Regions from separate parts of the Homo sapiens genome. Here region 2 is linked to region 1. The links are chromatin loops, found by intact Hi-C in ENCODE. Cell type or tissue: OCI-LY7. All regions are shown on one strand. Region 1 holds the start of INPP4A (inositol polyphosphate-4-phosphatase type I A). Region 2 overlaps INPP4A (inositol polyphosphate-4-phosphatase type I A).

The links. Peaks named below come from ENCODE experiments on the same cell type or tissue, not always from the same donor. Only the 100,000 strongest peaks of a DNase experiment are listed, where the experiment ranks them.
Region 2: a loop joins it to region 1, with 2.3 times the contacts of the local background. A loop is called at or near these places in 3 of 110 quality-filtered maps.

Annotation. Positions count from the first base shown.
Region 1 is chr2:98,440,512-98,448,511 of GRCh38, forward strand. It overlaps INPP4A (inositol polyphosphate-4-phosphatase type I A), which reads left to right and starts at 4,347. Exons shown (of 25, transcript NM_001134225.2): 1 at 4,347-4,574. RefSeq lists a silencer at 4,177-4,816. In OCI-LY7, CTCF peaks have their summits at 3,939 and 4,147; DNase peaks (open chromatin) are centred at 3,820, 4,320 and 4,760; H3K4me3 peaks cover 2,440 bases.
Region 2 is chr2:98,546,472-98,554,471 of GRCh38, forward strand. INPP4A (inositol polyphosphate-4-phosphatase type I A) reads left to right here. Exons shown (of 25, transcript NM_001134225.2): 13 at 115-223; 14 at 6,315-6,498; 15 at 7,800-8,000. Among named protein-coding and RNA genes, the nearest start is that of COA5, 58 kb to the right of the region's middle. RefSeq lists enhancers at 2,604-2,693, 7,903-8,000. In OCI-LY7, CTCF peaks have their summits at 4,146 (motif pointing left) and 4,365; DNase peaks (open chromatin) are centred at 1,120, 2,830, 3,080 and 7,800; H3K4me3 peaks cover 2,806 bases; H3K27ac peaks cover 4,643 bases.

The sequences.
Region 1 (8,000 bases):
AGTCAGCCTATTGTTAGCTGTAACTGGTGTCACTACCTGAGGCTGCTGTAATATTAAACAATTGTTACTGATTGTTTTCAACAATGCCCTGTGGAGAGGACCATTTGCACAGGGCAAGCTCTGAGTTATGCCAATTAAAGACAAACCCTGGGAATGTAGCTTTTCCAGGAAGCTGCCAGACAAGTAAATAGTGCCAAGACTCTGGGGATGGGGCTCTTTCAGGTGCTCCACATCCTTTTTGTCCCTCCAGTGGCTGCTAGACTGCTCTTATGGTTGCAGGGCTGTTGGTTTTCAAGGTTACACATACTCTTTCTTCTTCTTCTTCTTTTTTTTTTTTTTTGAGACAGGGTCTCACTTTGTTGCCCAGGCTCACTGCAACCCCTGCCTCCTGGGTTCAAGTGATTCTTGTGCCTTAACCTCCTGAGTAGCTGGGATTACAAGCATGCACCACTATGCCAGGCTAATTTTTATATTTCAAGTAGAGACAGGGTTTCATCATGTTGGCCAGGCTGGTCTCAAACTCCTGACCTCAAGTGATCCTCCCGCCTCAGCCTCCCCAAATGCTGAGATTACAGGTGGAGCCACCGTGCTCAGCCTCAAGGTTACACATATTCTATGTAGTCGTCCCTCAGTATCCATGGGAGATTGGTTCCAGGACCTCTGGTGGATATGAAAATCCATGGATGCTCATGTCCCTTATATAAAATGGGGTAGTTTTTTTCATATAACCTATGCACATCCTCCTGTATACTTTCAATCATCTCTAGATTACTTATAATACTTAATACAATGTAAATGTTATGTAAATCATTGTTATACTCTATTGTTTAAGGAATAATGACAAGAAAAAAAAGTCCATACAAGTTCAGTACAGATGCGATTTTTTTTTCCAGACATTTTTGATCTGTGATTTGGTTGAATCCATGGATGTGGAAACCATAGATTTGGATAGCTGACTGTATCCCTACAAAAATATCCTGTTAAATGGCCTGAAGATAAATTCTCATGTAGGATGGTTCTAGTCCTAAAGATAACACTGTTCACCTCTTAATTATTGTATGTAGATAATCTGAATCAGCTTGCAGCAGGTCGAGCCACAGACAAAACTCCTTGACACTGAGTTAAAGAAGGAAGGGGTTTATTCAGTCGGCAGCACCGGCAAGACTCCTGTCTCAAGAGCCAAGCTCCCTGAGTGAGCAATTCCTGTCCCTTTTAAGGGCTCACAACTCTAAGGGGGTCCGTGTGAGAGGGTCATGATCAATCGAGCAAGTAGGGGTACATGACTGGGGGCTGCATGCACGGGTAATCAGAATGGAACAGGACAGGACAGGGATTTTTACAATGCTTTTCCATACAATATCTGGAATCTATAGATAACATAACTGGTTAGGTCAGGGGTCAATCTTTAACTAGCAGGCCTAGGGCGCGGCGCTGGGCTGTCTGCCTGTGGATTTCATTTCTGCCTTTCAGTTTTTACTTCTTCTTTCTTTGGAGGCAGAAATTGGGCATAAGACAATATGAGGGGTGGTCCCCTCCCTTAAGCTTACTTATTGTATATAGATCATTTAAGTCAGTATGTTCATCAGAATCCCTTGGAGGGCTTGTTAAAATACAGGTCACTTGGCCCCACTTCTAGAGTTTCTGATTCAGCAGATCTGGGATGGGGTCTGGGAATTTGCATTTCTAGCAAGTTCTGGGAGGATGTTGATGTGACTGGTTAGGGACCCCATGTTGAGAACTTCTGAAGGACTGAGATACTTTACCACCAGCATACTTAGCTATCACATCGTGATGCTTAGGGAAGATATAGCATGATATTGTAAACCAAAAGGTGTCTGAGACAGATCTGTCAATTTAGAGGTTTATTTTGCCAAGGTTGAGGATGCAACTGGGAAAATGAGGCACAAACTACAGTAGGATCAGTAGGATCTGTGGCCTATGCTTTTTCCCAAGAGGGTTTTGGGGACTTCAATACTTAAAGAGGAAAAAGTGGGCAGGAGGGGAAAGAAGAACAGTGAATTATGCATTTTTACATAAGGTAAGTAAACAGAGAGTAGAGGAAGAGGTCAAATATGCATTTGTCTTGGGGTGGGTGGAAGGATGATTCCTCCGCTTGTCTTTGTCCCATTCCTGTGACGATAAGCTGTTAATTTACATTGTCAGGGTGAGGGAGGCCACCTGGGGAGATATGTGGCCTTCTATCTTGCAGCTATCTCTTTAGGAACAAAAGGAAGGCAGTTTTTTTTGCATGATTCAGTTCCCAAGCTTAGCTTTTCCCTTTGGAGTAGTGAGTTTGGGGGTCCCGAGATTTTATTTTCCTTTTACAGTATTAACTAACACATGGCTCCCTTTTCTCTTGATAATTTTCATTCTACGGTGGAATTAGGGCCTCATTCTTTGCCACACTGAAAATGTGATTGATCTTTGAAGATTATCCAGAATTACATAACAGTCAAGTGACAGATGTTATTGGAAGCTGATCCTCATTCAGTGTTACTGTACTAAATGAATGAATACTGAAATTAGACTGATATCTATTTTTAAATCTTTATAAATTTAATTTTTTTTTCTTTTTTAAAAGTTAGTGTTTAACAACTTTCTTAGCTTGATTATGACTGCCAGGCGTGGTGGCTCACGCCTGTAATTCCAGCACCTTGGGAGGCCGAGGCGGGTGGATCACCTGAGGTCAGGAGTTCAAGACCAGCCTGACCAACATGGAGAAACCCTGTCTCTACTAAAAATACAAATTTAGCCAGGGTGGTGGCACATGCCTGTAATCCCAGCTACTTGGGAGGCTGAGGCAGGAGAATTGCTTGAACCTGGGAGGCAGAGGTTGCGGTGAGCCGAGATCGCGCCATTGCATTCCAGCCTAGGCAAAAAGAGCGAAACTCCATCCCAAAAATAAATAAATAAACAGCATGGCCATAAAATTTATTGTTTGAACAGGAATACATTTGAGAGTGAAAGAGGGCCCTATTAATAATTTTGCTGCAAAAAGATGTAAACTGGGGCTGTTCCAAGCAAACTAATTGGTCACAGTAATTAAAAAAAATGCAAAAATATTTTTGCATTTCTACAAATTTGATTTTCTTGGCTTTAACTTTGTACTGTGGAGTCAAGGTTCTGTCAATATTTCTTTCCATTTAGCTGGAGAAATAATAAGAGGGAACTGTTTTATTACTAAGTTACTTTTCAGAAGAGAAATAAAATAAAAAGTAAAGAAATAAAAATTTAAAACTAGGACATTTTCTTTTTCTTTTTTCTTTTCTTTTCTTTTCTTTTTTTTTTTTTTTTTTTTAGAGATACAGGGTGTTGCTCTGTCTCCCAGGCTGACACTGCAGCCTCAAATTCCTCTGCTCAATCGATGCTCCTGCCTCAGGCTCCCCAAAAAACTCGTTTTATATTTGTTTATTTTTATTCCAGACTATTGTCTGTATTTTGGTGACATGAGGAGGATCAGACATAATTCTAAATGAGTTCAGAGAATTCTTAATTTCCATTCCTAACTGGTTAATCTCTTTTGTTTTTGAAGCAAATTATATGTTTAAATGCTCTGCCTGAGAAGTATTCTGGTTTATTGAATTAAAATCATTTTAAGAATTTTTTTTTCGGATAAAATGTGAAGACTCAAAGATAAGGATACATTCAGTCCAGTATTTGCCCTTGCTCAAGGAGAAATGCTGTTTTAAAGTCAAAGTGAAAATTTTCTTCCAAAACTTCTGATTATTGTTTTTGTCTATGGAAAAATAGAAACTTGGGGCAAAGTGTAAGGACTGATGCTGTTGCAAGTCTGTTAGTGCACACTTATGCACACAGGCCAGAACAGGTCCGGAAGGACATACACTTAGAGGTTAGCAATTTTCTTTTTTTTGCAAGTCTGTATTTTCAAAGAATTAAGATTTTAATTTTTTGCTTGTCTGGTTGGAATGTTCAGTTTCCTAAACATCTCCTGGGGAGTGAGTACGTCTGCACTTCAGGAAGTGCTCTTGTCCGGAGGGCAAAAGGTTGGGGGCGCATCCCCGGGTCGCGGCTCCTCCAGGAAACTTTCCCTTGGGGATCCGTCAGGGCCTCAGATGCCTCAGTGGATGACAGGGTGAAGATGCCATCGCTCAGTCAAGTCCAGAAGTTCAAGAACTCCTTGCAGGTGAAGCAGTCACAGGATAGGGTGGGATCTTGTGGGAACCTAGCAGTAGGAATTGGCGCGAGCAGCTCGGTCACCGGCCCTACTGTCTCAGAGGGCGGACCCAGCTCGGGCTGGTAGTGGGGCGGGGGTCGCAGGGCGCGGGCCGGGCCCTCAGCGCGCATGCGCGACAAGGGGGCGGGGCCAGGGCGGGGCTGCGCCCGGCGTCTAGAGCGGCGGCGGCTGGCTAGGGCTGCGGCGCGCGTGGAGGGTTCGCTGCTGGTTTGCCGCCGGGTCGGGCTCCGTGGGCCGGGGCAGGAGGACCAGCACCTGAGGCCGGGCCCGCAGCCCGCGACTTCACAGCCAGGCGGCGGCGCTGCTGCTGCTGCGGGGCTCTGGCGCGCAGCCCGGCGGGACAGCGGGGCGGCTGGCGCCGGGGGCCGGGGAGCGCCAGGTAGGTGGGCCGGGCCGGGCAGGAGGCGACGCGGCCGCCGCGGGGGCCGGGGCCGGGGACGGACAGCGGGCGCGGGGGCGCGTCCAGGTCCCCGCTGGGGCGGATGTGGACGGCGCCCGCGGTTTTCATGGAAATTGCACTGCCTAACGGTGCCAGTGGTCCACCTGCGGTGGCGTCTTTTGAGAACAATCCGAGCCCGGCCGACCCCCAGCCCCGTGAAGACGCGGCCGCCCCAGCAGGGAGCCGGGTGCCGAGCGGGCGCGTGGCCGCGGGACGCAGACGCGGTGCCTGCCCGATGCGGCTCCAGGGCTGGGTCTACGGGCTCCTGAAGCTGGAGGCCTTGCCGTGTTTGGGGTGGAAACATAACCGGGTGAAAGTAAACATGCATCTCCGTGTGGGAAATCTGGTCTCCATCCTCGAAACTCTTCCATTTTCTGCCTGCCTTTAGACCCCGACAACATTTCTAGCATCTTTGCTTTCTATATTTTATTTCTCTCTGGCTTTGCTAGTCAATTAATTGAGGCCTGAGAAATGTGCAGGGATCTGTGGCTGTCTCTTGAAAAGCCAGCCAGGAATGGGTAGGCCCCAGAAGACAGACGTTCAAAATGTCAGAGGTAAATTTGTGTCTTTGTGGGCGAAGGAAGGGAATGTTGATGGTCTCGCTTCCCTTCCCCTGTCGCCTGCCCTCTGACATTACATAATGATGGGTTCTTCCTGCCCCGAGTTCATCCGTAATGACAGACCATGAAAATGTTCCTCTGGGTAAGAAAGACCTATATGTGGTAGAGCCCATCTTCTCTTTTGCTTTGCCACTGAATGTGTCTTGTGTTGGGAACCTGCCTAAGAGTGGAATTTGATTTGTCGCCTGCCCCTCAGGGCATTTAAACCAAGGGAATGGGGGTGGGGTGGCGATTTGGGTGTTGCAGAGAAATTCTGACTGGTCCATCTGTTCACAGTGGGTTGTGTGGACCATGGGGAAGCCAGTGGGGTTGAGGACAGAGTGGGTTGACTTCGGTGTGAATCATGGTTCTGCCGCTTGCTGACTCTGGTTCTTATCTCTAAAAGGTGAGAGCAGAGCCTTTTTTGCTGAGTTTGTTTTGGAATCTAGCTGCTGTTGGCGTTGGCCAGTGCACGTAGAATTGCTTGCTATAGGTTGTCCTAGAATTGAGCCTAATTTTTCTTTGGTTGAAAAACACACTTTCTTTAACGGAAATTTTGTTTTTGGATCTAGGCTAGGGCATTTGTTTTGGGGGTTCTTTGCTGAAGTGTCGACTGCTAATGTACTGTTTTCTTTGAAGAAAGATGAATGATGGGGCCCATGTAAGAAGGGCAGTGTGGTTGGTCTGTTGCAGGAGTGGTGCCAGGAGGCCGTGATGCTGTCTGTCCCAGGGGTGGCGTTGCATGTGAACGGGCCTCTCGGTGCCTCATTCCCTGTGATGTCTAGTAAACACGCCTGTGAAGCCAGAGCTGCTTGGTAGAGTTTGGCTTGAAGAAAAGGCTTAAAGAAATGGATGTGGACAAATTCAAAGAGAAAGAAACATTGTGTTTCTACTGAGCTCCTTATAGAATTAGTCTGCTTACCTGGCCACCTTACTCATCATGTAGCTACTTTTTTCATTTAGATTATTCTGTCTCAGGGTGTTTAATCTGCTTGGGTAAGTCTTGTTTCCCAACTAGATTCAGAACCAAGGGCAGATATTATAGTGCCTCCCTGTTTTCAAAACTGGATATTTTGTAGTATTGCTGTTAAACTGAATATTAGCGTTTTTTAAAAAAAAATCACTTTAAGGAAGGATGAAATAAAATAATACACGAGAGCTATTTGTAAACTGTAGAGCACTAGAAAAATGGGATGTGTATGACAGAGAACTATCAGCCCTGCAAGTCCCTTTAACCAGCTGCCTGCCTAAGAGGGAGCGTTCTCAGCCAACATCTCTTCAAATGCACACGGGAATGGACCTGAAGGCGGTGTGGGACCGACTGCCCCACTGATCCCCAGCCCAGGGCTTAACATCTCAAGAGTTCAGTGAGGCAGAGTGGAGGGGGAGGCTTTCCACCAAGACTGTTTCATCCTGTTTTCGTTTTTAAATGAAAAGCTCCTTTTCAGTTTAGTATTCCAGAAAAGTTGCCACAACATCATCAACTACTCATGGTGTCAGGAGGCTTTGACTTTCACTGAGAAAAAAATAGCACAAATCTGCAGCGAAAAAGGCTTGATTATGTTGGTGCTTCTGTAGAACTTGATTAATGAGCTGGTCTTGAGAGAGCCTTCGAAACGGCTTTTTTTTTCAGTGTCCTAAAACAGAAGTTCTGTGAGGAAAACATATTTTGAGGAGACCAATATTAACGCCCATGCAGGCTTGCTTCATTTTGTCTCTGTGTTTTTAAGGAAAATACCATCATGAAGCTAATCCCAGGGAATTTACCTATATTTCTATTCATATGCACATGTTATTCTCTAATTTTTTTTTTTTAGTATTTTGATATAGTTTCAGACTTACAGAAAAGTTGCAAGAATAAGCCAAAGGTTTCTCAGATTCTCCAAATGTGGACATTCTGTTACACTGCTTTATCATTCTCTTGTATTCCTGTGTGTTACTACTTTTTCCTGAACTGCTTAATAGTAAGTTGCAGGCTTGAGGCCCTTTTACCTCTAAATACTTCACTGTGTATTTCCCAAAAAACAAGGATATTCATAACAGCAGTAATCCCCGCACTTTGGGAGGCCGAGGCGGGCGGATCACAAGATCAGGAGATCGAGACCATCCTGGCTAACACGGTGAAACCCTATCTCTACTAAAAATACAAAAAATTAGCCGGGCTTAGTGGTGGGCGCCTGTAGTCCCAGCTGCTTGGGAGGCTGAGGCAGGAGAATGGCGTGAACCTGGGAGGCGGATCTTGCAGTGAGCAGAGATCGCACCACTGCACTCCAGCCTGGAGGACAGAGTGAGACTCTGTCTCAAAAAAAAAAAAAAAAAAAAAAATCATGGCCGGGCGCAGTGGCTCATGCCTATAATCCCAGCAATTTGGGAGGCTGAGGTGGGAGGATCACTTGAGTCCAGGAGTTTGAGACCAGCCTGGCCAACATGATGAAATACTGTCTCTACTAAAAATACAAAAATTAGCTGGGTATAGTGGCGTGTGCTCGTAGTCCGAGCTACTTGGGAGGCTAAGGCATGAGAATCTCTTGAACTCAGGAGGTGGAGGTTGCAGTGAGCCGAGATCACACCACTGCACTCTAGCCTAGGCAGCAGAGTGAGACTGTCTCAAAAAAAAAAAAAAAAAAAAATCATGAAATTAATGTTGATATAACACTATTTAGTGTACAGGTCGTATTTAGATTTTGTCAATTGCTTCGATAATGTCCTTTATAGCAAAAGAAAATCCTAGATCATCTGTTTTGCATTAAGTTTTTCTGTCTCTGTA
Region 2 (8,000 bases), 110 kb after region 1:
CTGTACAGCAGTGGGCTGGAGGGTCAGGACCCCAGACTTGTGTGCATATCCCTATAGCTGGCTTGTCCACAGGCCTGAGCCCAGAGTAATGGAGGAGAGCTTTCTGTCATTCAGATCAGAACTACGACATCGTCACCATTGGGGCGCCAGCAGCACACTGCCAAGGTTTTAAGTCAGGAGGTCTCCGCAAAAAGCTGCACAAATTTGAAGAGACCAAGAAACAGTAAGTAGCCAGAGAGGGTTTGTGGTCCTTGTACAGCTTTCTGATGCTTCTTTTCTCAGTTTAAAATAAAATCAAAATATGACCGCAAAAACACCCAGCCATCTGATCTGCTTTTGCGTGGCAGGAGGATCTGCCTTATGGAGCCTGTGCTGCTCTGTTTATGTGTGACTGAGCTGGGTGGGTGATGAGGGCACTGGATCAATGGTCCTGTCCTGCAAAATGAGGAGCAGATTGTGATCCACCTCAGAAGTGGTGCTCCAGGCAACCGCCCTATGTAGACTCTGCTGGCTTGGCATCCTTTAGAGTCCCTGGCCAGTCAGTTGAGCACCATAGGCATCGAGCCTGGAGCATGTTGTTTCCTAGAGGACAGCAGTGGTAAACATTCCCAGTTTTTGAAACATTCAGGGGGCTGTACAGAGCTACTGTCCTGAGCAGGAAATTTCCAGGTAGGGAGGGTGGTGAAGGGCATTTCAGACAAAGACATGGCAGAAGCATTGCACATGGTGAAATGTGGCCAGGTGCACAGTGCTGGGGGCGGAGAGCTAAGAGGACTGGCCTTGCTGCCAGCCTGCTCTGTGACCAGAGTTACAGCCCCCAGCAGATCTAGGCCTGGTTCCAGGAGCTCAGGGCCTTGCCTGGGAGTAGACAAGTCAGCAAGCACCATTTGGCATGAACAGGGCCTGAAACAAGCATGCTGAGGATGCTGGGGTGCATGGAGCAGGGCATCCACCCAGCCCCCAGGGGTGGGAGGGAGAGAGCCAGAAATAAACCCAAGCTGTTGTGTTAGATGTGCAGGAGGCATTGATGATCTTCCAGAACATCACCTGTGAAGATTTCAGTGGCTCAGGAAGTGGGGGTGATGAGTGTAGATGACCAGTAAGATCCTTGGACTGTGACCACAAAGTAGAGGAAGTAGCATGAGGTGTTTGGTTTAGGGAGAATAATTATGACTTAGCATGTGTTTGGGCTGATAGGAAAGACAGAAGTGGATGAGGTAAGGTGAATGAGAGGAAAACAGTGTTAGAGCCGGGTTCTCACAGGATGGAAAGAGGCAAGAGCAGGTGTTCATCAGAAGGGCCAGGAGAAGAGGTGGGGCTGCAGAGAGATGTTTGAGGTGGGAAGGAACAAGCAGAAGCATCCGTCGACAGCCTCTGCAGCATGTGGGCTGGGGAGGGTCAGACTCAGCAAGCAAGCATGGAACAGCGTGAGGGAAGGTGAGCAAAGGCCCAGGGAGCGTCACAAGAATCCCATGGATGGTCAGGTGAAGAGCTCTGGCATGTGCCATGGAGCTGGTGGTTGGCACCTGACTGTGCTGCCATGGCTGGGAGTCAGGACGTGATCTGAGAAAACTGAAAGAGGTGAAAGGTCAGATCAGTGGCTGAGGGGGTCAGGGAGGCAGCTAGGGGCGTCACTGATCATGGGCAAGGCTGAGCAGGGAACGGAAGAGCGTACCCTGTGAGAAGTCACCATTCAGATACGTGCACAGGCTGCCTGGGTGGGCCCAGAGCCCGGTGAGTCCCGGAGGGAGGAGAAACAGGGAAGGGGAATTCAGGCCCCCAGACAACCTACTTGACTTTGATTCATTCCCAGGGGTGCTTCCCTAAGACAAACCAGGTAACCAGACCTGTCTTAGGATTTGCTGACTCCAGGTCCCTTTGGGAAATAGGAAGAAGACGCAGCTTCCTGTGCCACCGCAGCTCTGCACAGCCAGCCAGAAAGCGTGTCTGTCGCTCCATTGCATGTTGCCCTGTGGAGAGTGTGAGCGTGCAGCTTGAGATGGGGTGGGGCCCTGAAGGAGAACCCATAGTAACTCTGGCCAGTCAAGAAGGGGGCCTTCTGGGGGTCTTTGTCCCAGGAGGCTTGGGGTGTTGATTCCTGATAACTCTGCATGTTAACTTTAGAATTTATTTCTCAAAATACCTCTTAGTATTTTTCAAATATATAAGTTTCTATTTAATTTCTCACTAATGCCATCAAGCCACTTATAGATATGGTATTCATGATTTGAACTTTCCTTTAAATGCGGAGGTAACTTGGCCTGAGGTGGGATGTCTCCCTGGGGCTTGAGCACAGGGAGTGACGCTGCTCTAAGGAATAAGCACATTGGGCTCATGATTGTAGTCATCCCTGTAGTTGGGACCTCAACAAATAATTTTAAGTATTTTGACAAAAAATAAGTTGGCTTTTTAATTTTTTGTTTTTGCATTTGGTATTTGCTAACAAACTGCTAATATTTCATTTTGGTTCTTTTCTTTAGCAGTTTTGAGGAGTGTTGGTGAGTTTTCTGTCTGTGGAGAGAGTGTCTGTTTGGGTCTCGTCCTCATGCAGAGAAAGCTTGTGCCATCCCCACACCTCCTCCTGTGGGCTTCCCCTGCGGTGCTGCCATGGTTCCTAGTTATACACCTCATAAACAGTCCTCCCTTCCAACTGCAATGTTCTTTAATAATGAATAGCCAATCTTCAGTCTGCTGTTTTACCTTTAAAACCTGGCAGCTGGGTGTTGTCGTACTCACTCTGAGAAAGGACCTAGTTCTGTTTCTCCCAGGAAGAGGAAGGGCCCGACCCAGGAAGCCCCTGGGTGCTGGGTTCTCATGTCAGCCCCTGGGTGCAGCTGGGAACTCCTGTCTTCTTATACAGGAGTCTTGTGGCTTTTCAGTTTTCACTTCACTATTACCTCTTATACAAATGAAGCCAGCCTACATCTTCATGATGCTTATTAATTTATGCTGATTTTAATAACACTGTTACCAAGGTCAGTTTTACCCCTGGGGGTGGGTACAAACCAAGATTTAATACAACTGAGTGACTTTTTCCACCAGATAATTAGATGACAGTTAGAAACCACGGTGTCTGCTGCCTGGGCTTCTCTACTGCTTCCCCAGGCTCATAACAGAGGCTCTGCAGTGGTGCTTCATTCAGAGGCACCTGCAGCCCCTCAAGAAATGCTGCTGCCTCAGAGCCTGTGACCCATGGGGCTCAGGGGCTATGGCTGGGCCCTGCTGGAGGTGTCAGGCTCTGCTGGTGGCATCTGACAGGAGGAAGCACTGAGGACATTCCCCGATGTCCAGGCTGAGGCCTCTCAACTTCCCCCTGGGGGTCCTTTTCCCTGGGGGTACTTTAGGTACAAGGGAGGGAGGAGGGCATCTAGGGACGGTTGCTGCTGCTCCTGCCTCCTTAATGGAGCAGACCCATGCTACTTCTGTGGAAGTGGCCTCTCAGCCTCCCCTCCCTGCCTTTTCTCTACTGGGGACTCTTTCAAGGCCTGATCTTTCCCATAACGGGACAAGTAAAGTACTTAGGGGTTGAGTCTAGCGGGGCAGAGGAAGAGGAATGGGAGGGGAGAGGCCTTTGGCTTTACCAAGGAGCTGCCCCCAAGGCCTGCTCCTTGGTAAATCCCAACCCAGGTGTTTTGGGTTGAACCTTGTTCCTGGGGAACTTTCTGCGTTCCTGGGTTCCCTCTGAGGACCCTCCATAGCCCAATCTGGGCCTGGTCACCCCTTGCCGTCTCCCCCCTGCTCCCCATATACAAGACTGTCCCTGAAGCAGGGAGGGGATGGAGCGGGGAGGGTTACAGGCAGAAGGAGTGTCCCTGCCTGGAGACTGTGAGGGGCTAAATCCCAGGCAGAGAGGACCCAGCCTCCCAATCCTCCTACCCTTGCAGAACCCAGCTCCATGGGGGCTCAGCCTCTGCAGAGGTGATCCTGCTCTTCTAATGTCCAGAGTGACTGTTGCTCAGCAGTTACCAGCAGTTCCTGGCCAGGGCCACAAGACTCCACCCTTACGCTCTCATGGCATCTTCAGTTTAGCCCATGACCCCAGCTCTGGGTAGGTCCGGGTCTGGGGTGGGGGCCTAATGCAAAGTCCAAGGGCTATACCTAGGATACTGCCTCCTGGGGCTGCCCCTAGGCTTCATGTCTACACCTCCATCCTGCCGCCCTCATGTGGCTGCCTGGTTTTTAAAACTAGGTAGTTGAGCACACATGCTTGTATTTTCCTCATCATCCTAAACAGCACCTCTTTGAAATTTGCCTTTTCTTGCCCCTGCCATGTATATCCCATGCATAAGTCCCAGGTATCATCATTAAAACATGACTTGTGAGAATACAGGGCAAGTATAGGGTAGTGCTTTTCTCTTGGCCTGGGCAGAGGGTATGTATTTGTTGAAGGGTACACAGCCACCTCCTTACACAGAAGTAGATCTACATACAGCACATTTTATATATGTACTCTAAATATTGGGGGCCTGGGAAGAATCCTTTTTTTTTTTCCACTGTTTTTGGAGTCAGGGTCTTGCTCTGTCACCCAGGCTGGAGTGCACTGGCACCGTCATAACTCACTACAGCCTCAAACTCCTGGGCTCAGTTGACCCTCCTGCCTCAGCCTCCTAAGTAGCCAGAACCACAAGCACAAGCCACCATGCCTAGCTAATTTTTAAATTTTTTTAAAAGGTGGGGTCTCACGATGTTGCCCAGGCTGATCTTGAACTCCCAGGCTCAAGCAATCCACCCACCTTGGCCTACCAAAGTGCTAGGATTATAGGCCACCATGCTTGGCTGAATTGATTTTTTAAAATCCTATTTTGAGATTGTCTTTTTAAGATGAAATGGTCTTAGAAGGCAGCTATTCATTTGGAAGAGTGATTGCAGATTGGAAAGTAGTGTGCACATCATGCTGTGGAATGACTCCTGTTGTGCCCCACGAGCTTGAGTGCGGTCTGCTGCATGGGCTTCTGGCACATCCATTGTTTTTTACTGTGGCGTGTGGGCTTGTGGTGGTGGTGTTTCTTTCCGGGGTGCTTTGGTTTTCGGTTTTTGCATGTTTGCCACATAATCCAGCAAGGGAAGGGGTAGTGGTGGTTTCTTGATGAACCACTTTGGGACTTCCCTGGGAAGGGGCCAATGGGGAAGATTCTCAGCCCTGACCAAGGTGACTGTCATCTCCAGGGGAAGTGATGGAGGATGTGGTGAGAGGTGCCCTCGCTCCTCCTCTCTCTCTCTTCCCCAGAATTCAAAGGGTAGCCCTTTAGGGACCAGTCAGGACCCCTCATCCCATGAGCGAAGGGACACCCATTCTACCCAGAGCTCACAATTTCAAATTTTAGGAGGAGACCTCTGCATTGGTGGCTTGTACTTCTTCCTGCTTTCTTCAGCTTCCTCAGATGGTCTGAAAAATAAATTTATAATATTGGATTGATTGGGATCAGGCTAAGAGACATGCAATTTATCATCACCGTTTAGTTGGACCCAACACACTGGCCAGGCCCCCACAGCGGGAGGATGTGAAGTTGGTCTTTCAGAGCCTCCTGATTGTGCTGGGAGGGGCTGGGCTGTAGGCTTGGCATCAGATCCCTAGACACACACGCTGCTTGGTGGCGAAGAGGTGGGAAGGAGGGAGAGCCAGGGTTACAAAGCCACTGAGGAGTCCGGCTTTGCCTGTGGCTTGGCATGTTCTCCACTTTTTCTTCATTTGATGAAACGTTATTTTTCAAAGTAGGGAAGTCCTGGAGCGAAGGAAAGGGAAAGGAAACCCCATTTTCTAGGGACTTGCTGGGGTCAGACATGAGAGGAAGGACGACTGTGGGTATGTTCACAGGGAGCTTGAATGCCTGATTGGCCAAAAGAAAAAATAGGTTTTGGTTGTTTGGGGACAAAGTCTAACACCCACTGCAGTCTCTGCTACACTGTGATAACCTGACCCCTTCTTCTGTAAATGGCCTCTATGTCTCCACTTAAGTACTGCTTATAAGTTAATAGATGAGGTTGTGAGGTGGAAGATTACGATCATTTGGGTGATTATGGGATATGATTGTTCAATACCTGTTCATACATTTACATACACAAGTAAAAATACAGATACATGCAAATACAGATAAAAGACTGAGTCATAGTTTAATATTTCAAGCTCCTGCCATATAGACAGGAAGAATCTCCTAAGATATACTTTGCTCATCAACAACTAGAGTAGCTTGAGAGAACATCCCTGAGTCACAGAACACTTCATCTTAGGGTCAATTGTGGCTGGGGTTGGAATGATGCTGTCATCCTTTTCAGATTCTGGAGAATCCCTTAGAATCCATTCTTATCCTTTCCAGTACATCATCTGGCTGCCAGTCCATAATCTACATACCCCAGGATGTTGTCAGAGCCAAGGAGATCATCGCCCAGATCAACACCCTGAAAACCCAAGTGAGTTACTACGCAGAGCGGCTGTCAAGGGCAGCCAAGGACAGGTCTGCCACTGGCCTTGAGAGGACACTCGCCATCTTGGCAGACAAGGTAGGAGGGGTGCCCTGCTACATATGGGCTGGGGAGTTTCCTTGGGTTTCTGGAAGCCACCAGGCAGCCCAGGTGTACCTAAGATGGTCCACAAAGAGCGTGACATTGGGATGACTTTGAAGGTCTACCTTAGGTCCATTTCGCACAAAGGCCCAGGGAGGTTTTGTGATTTGTCCGCAGAGCTGGACAGACCAAGGGCAGAGCCCAGGGCTCATGACTCTTAGGTGCAGCTTCAGGCACATGTGCCCTTCAGCAAGTCCATGGGGCTCATTTTGTTGAGGGTGATACAGTTCCACTTCTTTCTCAGTAACAGCCTAACTAGCACTTTTTTTTTTTGGCCACATTTCTATTTTAGTTGAATTTGAAAACAGAAACTGAGCTATTATACAGACATAAGAAGAATATAATTTTATTGGCTTACATATAGTCAGTAAACCAGCTTCTACTTAGCCATAACTTGATCCTGGTTTTAAAATATGTAAGTATTAATCCCTACTGAGGAAGTGGCTATTATCAGACCCTTTTGATGGATGATACTTTTCCCCATTACTTGGTCTCTCTCTCAGCGCACACAAACACGCTCTCATACACACACACACGCTCTCATACACACACACACACCCCAGATTCTGACTATACCTCCACACTCACACTCACTGTGCTGTTGAGCTGCTGTTCCTGATCAGAATGTGTTATATCCTTCACAGGTGTTCACACAGCATAGAGTGTGAGGTGGGGATTAGATCCCCTGGAAAAGAAAGATGTAGTTGTCAGCAGTAACATTATGAACCACAGAACCCGTGTTGCATGCAGAATTCTCCAAAACCAGACATGTTGTGCCAGGAGGCCAGCTACCCAGAACCCAGAACTTGAGGTATTAGATGCTGAGGAACAAAAGATAAGACTTACACAATTGAACCAAAGTAAGGCCTGACCCCTGGACACTTGTTCCCTGGAAGGTGGAAGTCTGTCAAGGCTGGGGCAGTGGGCTCTCTCTGCAGGCCCCTCCCCTAGCAATCACAGGTCAGAGGTAGGCAGGGATCAGAGAATGTCAGAGATTTCTCAACCTCTTCTCTTCCTTGGTGGGAAATTCTTGTTAAGATTCAGCCCAAGTGGGCCACATGGCAGTCTTTGTACTCAGACATCTTGAGGGATGTAGCCCTTCAGTTGCTTTGCACTGTGGAGAAAGGCAGAGGGGTGCAGTGCTGGGCTTTAAGCCCATTCTCCATTTCTGAGATAAGGCAGGGGCCTCCCCAGCCCCTGGCCTGGGCTCAGCAGCCTTGGTTTGTGTGCACCTGCAGACACGGCAGCTGGTCACGGTCTGCGACTGCAAGCTCCTGGCCAACTCCATCCATGGGCTGAACGCTGCACGGCCTGACTACATTGCCTCCAAGGCCTCTCCCACTTCGACTGAGGAGGAGCAGGTGATGCTTAGAAATGACCAGGACACCCTCATGGCCCGGTGGACAGGGAGAAACAGCCGATCTTCCCTGCAGGTGGAC